Linked DNA regions of Mus musculus: region 2 is linked to region 1. Evidence: chromatin loops called from intact Hi-C (ENCODE). Cell type or tissue: left cerebral cortex. All regions are shown on one strand. Links, peaks and the distances in the headings refer to the core of each region. The heading gives the core; the rest is flanking DNA.

Evidence for each region. Hi-C counts contacts between places; a loop is a spot of excess contacts. Peaks named below come from ENCODE experiments on the same cell type or tissue, not always from the same donor. Only the 100,000 strongest peaks of a DNase experiment are listed, where the experiment ranks them.
Region 2: it touches region 1 in a loop (3-fold over the local background); 3 of 42 quality-filtered maps call a loop at or near these places.

What each region holds. Positions count from the first base shown.
Region 1 is chr4:149,957,059-149,960,691 of GRCm38, forward strand. No RefSeq gene overlaps it. Among named protein-coding and RNA genes, the nearest start is that of Spsb1, 3.9 kb to the left of the region's middle. In left cerebral cortex, for the core only: a CTCF peak has its summit at 1,731 (motif pointing left); DNase peaks (open chromatin) are centred at 1,351 and 1,724.
Region 2 is chr4:149,736,747-149,740,379 of GRCm38, forward strand. It overlaps Tmem201 (transmembrane protein 201), which reads right to left and starts at 1,322. Exons shown (of 11, transcript NM_001284270.1): 1 at 1,089-1,322. The coding sequence starts at 1,201. In left cerebral cortex, for the core only: a CTCF peak has its summit at 1,423; DNase peaks (open chromatin) are centred at 828, 1,425 and 1,886; H3K4me3 peaks cover 1,606 bases; H3K27ac peaks cover 883 bases.

The DNA.
Region 1 (3,633 bases), core at 625-3,124:
CTGATACACCAGCTGATAAATACGATCGAAAGGTCGGCTGATGATTGCTTAAGCCTGAGTCAAATCAGGCCCCAGGGGAGGAGGAGGCTCTGGACTCCCAGTTCTGTTCACGCTGCCCCGAGACCCCACTCCCACATCTTGTACATCATGGGTTCTGTTGATATGATTTGCTCACTCACTTCTCTAACCTTCAGAAAATGATAAGGATGGATGATTAGGGAACAAGCCCTCACAGAATTGCTCTCTCTGATGTTAGTTTGAGGTCTAGCTAGAGGTGTCTTGGATAGTTGGGGCCCGCAGGGAAGAACCCTGCCATTCTTTAAAGGGTACAGGGCCCTTGTCTTCTCTGAGGCCCCTTGCATTAAGACCAGCCTAGCGTAAACCCAAGAACCTTTGTTCACCCACTGGGTGTCCTTGACCAAGATACTTAACCTGCAGAGACTCGATTTGTTTGAAGTTAATTTTGTGTGCATGTCAGTATATGCAATGTACATGTGGATACAGCAGCGTGCCTACAGAGGTCATGACAACCTCAGGCACTGGTCCTCGCCATCCGCTGCATCTCAGACTCGGCTTTAGTGCTCACTGCTGCATACACCAGGCTAGCTGGCCTGGGCATGTTGTCGAATGTGGGGTTACAACATGAGTTCAAATCAGGTTGGGTCACCTATCCTCAAGAAGCCTACTAAGTTAATCCCAGCACTTGGGAGGCAGAGGCAGGCGGATTTCTGAGTTCGAGGCCAGCCTGGTCTACAGAATGAGTTCCAGGACAGCCAGGGCTACACAGAGAAAACCTATCTCAAAAAAACTAAAAAAAAAAAAAAAAAAAAAAAAAAAAAAAAAAAAAAAGAAGCCTACTAAGGTAGCCAAATTAAAAGTGGAAAGCAGCAGAAAAAGAAGATATATCTGGTGTGGTCACACTGGAGAGATCTCATAAATGCCACAAGTTCATCTGTGGGGTTGTGACGTGAGGTAGGGACCAAGAATACGCGTATCTAGGCAGTTACGGTCAAAATATGGTCCCGCTGGCCCATCATGGCTTGGGCTTCAGCCGCATCCCATAGGGAGGTCTGAGTTCTTAGAACTATGTGAAATCTTTCTGGGAGACAAGTTCCCCCTCTAGCCAGAGTCCTTTCTCCTGCCAGCATGAGATTCCTGGGGAAATTCCCATTTCTTTGGGGTCCATTATTTCAATAGTCTGACAGTCAAATTGAAAAATAAAAGTGTCTCTTTGGAATATTTTCATTTCTGCGAGGCCGGTTATAGGAGCTTCTCGGGAATCTCCAGTCCACGCCTCTCCCCCATGATCTGAGAAGTAGGAGTATGTAAATGAGATTATGCCGAGTGTTTGGAATTTTAACTCGGATGGTTGCGGGGTTCACTTTACCCAGCCGATTTGGTTTTGTTACCCATAGAACTGCTCTACGTGTTTCCCAGGGCTTGTAGAGACATGTTCTCATACATGTGTGCACTTATTTAACAAACATGAAATAAAAAGGGGGGTTGAGGAGCTTAAAGATTCCCAAGGATTTGTGAGACCAATCCATGACACAAAAGTGTTGCAAGTGCTACCAAGACCGAGAGAACAAACACGGGCATATTAGTACATGTAGGCCATCCCTTACCCATAACAGAAGACAGATCTCTCTCACAAGGTAAAACAAACTAGGCTCCATTTGTCCTTTGTGCCTGTGCTGATGCAGGATCACGTTGTTGAACAGTGACACCTGCTGGCCATATGTGGGATTGCAGTATAGCGATATCAAACATTCAGAGAAAAGGCTCCGGAACTTTATGCCAGGATTTGGGTGGTACCCAGGCTTGAAAGGAGCTCTTAAGACTCTGAGAAGATGTTAACAGAGAGATGGACATTCTGTGGCATGCAGCTAGTTGTTAGACTTCTTAGCTAGCATCACATAAACCTGGCCTTGCTGGCATGTACCTGTAAACTCAGCACTCGGGAGGTAGAGGCAAGAAGGTCAGAAGTTCAATGTTATGATCCTTTATAAAGTGAGTTCAAGACCAGCTTGGGCTTTTTGAGATTCCCAAGAGATGGGGATAGGGGGAGAGGGGATCTTCCGATAACCATTATTGCAATGGTTTTTGTTGTTTGTTTGTTTATAAGGATATACTTATTTTTATTTTATATCAATGAATGTTTTGCCTACGAGTCCACAAGCGTACTGTGTGAGTGCCTGGTACTGGTAGAGGCCAGAAGTTGGTGCCAGATCCCCTGGAACTGGGAGTTATGAACGGTTGTGAGCTGTCTGTCGTGTGGGTGCTGAGAGTTGAACCCATATCTTCTGAGAGAGCAGCCGGTGCTCTTAGGCACTAAGTTTACCTCTCCAGCTCCTACTGCAATATTTTCTGATAATTCTTCCACGAAAATAATAGCCAGTCGGCTGGGATGCTGTGCCTCTGTCAGATTGTCACTAGTAATGTTTGCCAGTCCTTCAGGGTATTTTCCCCATGGGATGGACGCCTTTACTGGAACAATAAATCTTTATTTAAACAGTGTAAACAAATACTTGCTGAGAGTATTTCTTCCTCTGGTCTCTTGATATTTTTTTAATTAAAATCTGAGGATCTTAATGGACATGTATTGAGCTCTTTTTTTTTTTTTTCTTTTCTTTCTATTATTTTTTAACCAGCTGAGTTCAGTTGGTGCTACCCGCTACAGTGTGGACTGATCACATTGGTTGGCTTACTCTTATACAGGGCTTGTGCAGGAACCACCGCGGCAGTGAGGTCATAGGCAGGGCAGCCATGCATGTCAAGAAGACAGCATTCCACCACACTCCTCCCGGTTCTCCAGCTCTTAAAAGTTTTTTGTTCCCTCTTAAGCCTTGGGCAGTGTGCGTAGGGGGAGGGGCTAATATAGACGTTTTTGTTTTGAGGATGTCCAATAAGCCCTGGGCAGTGGGGGGTGGGGGGGCTAACAGACCTTTTGAGGATGCCCAATAAGCCTTAGGCAGTGTGCGTAGGGGGAGGGGCTAATATAGACGTTTTGAGGATGCCCAATAAGCCTTAGGCAGTGTGCGTAGGGGGAGGGGCTAATATAGACGTTTTTTGAGGATGTCCAATAAACCTTAGGCAGTCTTCCTCCCTGCCTTACCTTCTCACGCCCCTGCTTCCTCCTCCTCCGCTGTGCCGCAGACCTCTCTCCAGAAGCTTCCCTGCCCCCATCCTACCCCTGCTCTGGCTCCCAGCTCCCAGCTGCCCTTCTCGGCTTGATCACCCCCCCCCCATTACACATTCTCCCACCTGGCCCTCCCTCACAGCCCCCATGAGAGGCAATCTCGCCACCGATGGTCTGAATCTTTGGGTCATCCTAATCTCACCAGACTTATATGAAGGGCTACGTTGCATTCCTATTGATGCCCAAGGCTCACCTGGATCCTTGACACACGGCATCTCCCAGTCACTGCTGTGGAACAAACTACCCCAAAGAGGCATTAAAGAGCAATTATTTATCCCCACACACACTAGCCGGGCAGCTGGAGATGAGCTGGTTCTTCTGGCCTTGGGTTCCAGGGCTGTCCGAGCCTGACTCATAGATGAGCAAACTGGGACCTGGGCTAAAAGGGCGGCAGAAACCCTGGAAGGAGAACCCATAGCTTGTGTGCCCTTTAA
Region 2 (3,633 bases), core at 375-2,874, 220 kb before region 1:
GCCAAATGCCCTGAGCTGGCAGAGGCAGCCAGGAGATGCCTGGCTTTTGGGACAAGCTCTGCTTGGCACATGAACAGACTGCCCAGGCTCCCCTAGGCCCAGGTAACGAGGGACTGCTTTGGGTTGGCTGATCTTAAGCGGTCCCTCTGACTCCCAAAAACTGGGTGGGAACAAGACAGGAAGCTTGGGTTGAGATCTAGAGTCAGGCACTCTCTCAGCCCCCCGGGATGTGGCCCCCTCTTTCAAACACAGCTGACATCCATCCCCTCCTTAGGTGCCGCTGACTCACCTACCTCTAACAACTTTTGCCTGCCCTCTCCTGCAGAAGAAATGCAGGGTTAAGGAGGGCGACCTATCACCCTGATTGCCAGTTCAAACCATAGCTCCTTGTCATCCAGCGACTAGGGTCAAGTCCCGAGCACTGCACATCCCCGGCTGTCCCAAAGAGGCTCCCACGAATGCGTGTATGTTCCTATCCTCGGGAAATGTGATCAGGTGAGCTATTCCTTCACGCTGCTGGAGAAACGACTCCATTCTGGGGTTTGACCACGGCAAGCTTGGAGTACTGGGGTCTGCGTGGTCTCTGAGCCATGACAGGCCAGGGTATTGATCCCAAAGCCCATCCGTGACATGTGTCCAAGGAGTACAGCGTACACCTCTGAGTGGACAAGTTCCTTAAATGTGTGGAGCGCAGGCTCCTGCCTCAGGCTGCTACTGCTCACACGTGCCTTCTAAGTACTCAGCTCCAAGGCTTCTCCGGGGGAAAGCTTACGCGAGGAATGTTATTGCTATCGCATACAGACCATCAAGCGCCAGCTCTCATCCTCCTAACCGATGGGCGGCAGAGGCCCAGCAGGGCAGTCCAGCCAGGAGCACGGGCCTCGAAGGGAGGAGCAAGCAGCAGCCCCCTCCCCCAGCCACGGTCGGCGGCTGCTCCCCGACGAGGCTTTTAGGGGGTGAGGGCAAAGGCGGTGGCGGAGAATGCGTCCCGCATTCGCGAGCAGGCCTGGTCCGCCCCTAGGACTCCGCCGTGGCCTCGCGGGGGCGGGGCGGCGGCCCGGGCCGCGTGCAGCGGGGCGCGCACTCACCTCCGCGCAATCCGGTAGAGCACCACGCCGGCGGCAGCGCACGCCGTGACCCCGAGGCCGCCCGCCAGGCCGGCGGTGGGGCAGCTAGCCAGCAGCGCGCTCACTCCCTCCATGGCTTCCGGGCCGAGTCGGTGGGCAAGGGGCGCGGGCCGCAAAAGAGACTCCCAGCGGCCCGCGCGCTCCAGCTCGCGCCGTGACCTTCGCCGCTTTGTAGCCGGCGCGAGCCCGCCCCTTGACTCGGCGCGCTCCCGCCGCGCAGCCAATCGCGGCGCGGGGCGAGCCTGAGTGGGCGGGGCGCCTACGGAAGCCCTCGGCACTGGCTCGGACGCGCCCCCCAGCGTCCACAGTTGCAAAGCCACTCTCTAGAGCTGGAAGGAGTCCCGCCTGCGCCTGCAGCCTGCGCACGCATGCATTTGCAGGTCCTAGTGCTGCTACCTTAACGCTAATCCTTGCCAATGCTTTCTCCACTTAGTCCTGCTTTCCTGGCGTTGGGCTAAAGTCGGTCTGTGCCGCTTCAGACGCCACAGTGGTTGAAAATTAGCTTGCACAAACACAAACGTCCAAAGACGGAAACGAGGTTAAATAATCACAGGATAGCATGTTTCGGAACATAATGCAGCCATTAGAGTGAATGGCTAAGGTGTGTGTGTGTGTGGGGGGGGATTGGTCCTGAAGGGATTATCCTTTTTTTTTTCTTTAGTCGAATGTAGATGATTTTCATAGTTGCCAAGTTTGATGAAGTCTGTGCACTTCAAATAGATTACCTCGGGGAGTGAGATGGAGGGAAGAGCCACTTACAGGCGTGCTTCAGCATTTACGTGAGCTAAATTAGGGATCAAGAAAAACTCACTGAGGCTTGGTGATGCACGCCTTTAATCCCTGTGGAGGTAGGCGGATTTTTGTAAATTTGAGGTCAGCTTGGACTACACAGTGAGTTCCAGGTCATCAGGCAATCCATGGGCTAGTAGGTAGGTCCTGTCCTAAAACAAAACAAAATAAAACAAAACATCTCTAGCAAGAAATATTTATACCAGGTTGGGCAGATGTTGTGGCACAAGCCTTTGATTTCTTTAAAAAAAAAAAGGTCAAAAAATTATGGGGCATGGTGGTGCACACCTTTAATCTCAGTACTTGGGAGGCAGAGGAAGGCAGATCTCTGTAAGTTCAAGGCCACCCTGGTCTACAGAGCAAGTTCCAGGACAGACAGGACTCTGATACACAGAAAAACCGTGTTTTGAAAAACAAAACAAAAACAAAACAAAAACAAAAATCTAAAAAAAGTTTATCTCTAATTACATACTATGTTTCTGTAGAATACCCCACCAACACACACACACACAATTTTATGAGTGTCTCTTTTTTTTTAAAGATTTATTTATTTATTATATGTAAGTACACTGTAGCTGTCTTCAGACACTCCAGAAGAGGGCATCAAATCTCATTACGGATAGTTGTGAGCCACCATGTGGTTGCTGGGATTTGAACTCAGGACCTTCAGGAAGAGCAGTCGGGTGTTCTTACCTGCTGAGCCATCTCATCAGCCCCTATGAGTGTCTTTAAGATCAAGTTCTCTGTGGGCAATGATGGCTTGAGGGTCACTGTAATAATCTCTCGCTTTTGTTGGCAGCTCACCTGTCCACATGTCACCAGTCAGGAAGGAAGGAGCAGGTTGTGTGCAGGGAATCAATGTAAAAGCCTGGAAGGTGTCGCTTGTACATCAGAGACAAGACCTTTCCCATCCTCCTTTTGCTTTCTATTAGCTCTGAGTGTGCCTAGAGTGCACTGGCTCACACAATGCATGGCCACGCCCACACATCATTCACTTTCTGGATCGGATGCCTTGAGTTCCAGGAAAGGTCTCCAGCAGATAGCTGTTGTCTAAGAGCTTCCTGAACATCACTCACACCATCTTAGGCACCGCATGACTATTGGCATCTCTAAGTCTTAGGCAAAGGGAAGGAAAAATGATTTCAGATCCAGATTTCAGACTCAGAACTCATCCAAGTCCCATGTGTTTAGGTTTTGGTGTCCAGCTGGCGAAGTTCCTGGAAGGTGACACAGGTAGAAACTTTAAAACTAAATAACACAAAACCACCAAAACAGAAAATCTCACCTTTTATGATGCCTGGTACCTACTGAAGCCAGAGAAGTTATTGGGTCCGCCCTAGAACTGGAGGCTGATGGTTCTCAGTCATCTTGTGGGGTTCAGAACTTGAACCCATATCCTCTAGAAGGAAAGCCAGTGTTCTTAACATATGAGCCATTTTTCTAGCCCCAAGTGGTAAAAACTTAAGAGGCAAGGCCTAGTCGTTAGTCACTGGGGTTGTCTTGCAGGGGACTGTGGGAGTTTAGTCTCTCATTTCTGCTTCTAGGACACTAGATGGCTTTGCTGTGCTGTATACCTGATATCATGAGCTGTGTCTCCAGAGGCCCCCAAACAATGGCTCAATCAATCATGGACTAGAACTACTCACTCAGCTAAAGCAAACCTCTCCACCTTTTAGACTGACCACCTCAGGCATTAGCTACCAGCCTTGAGTTAGAA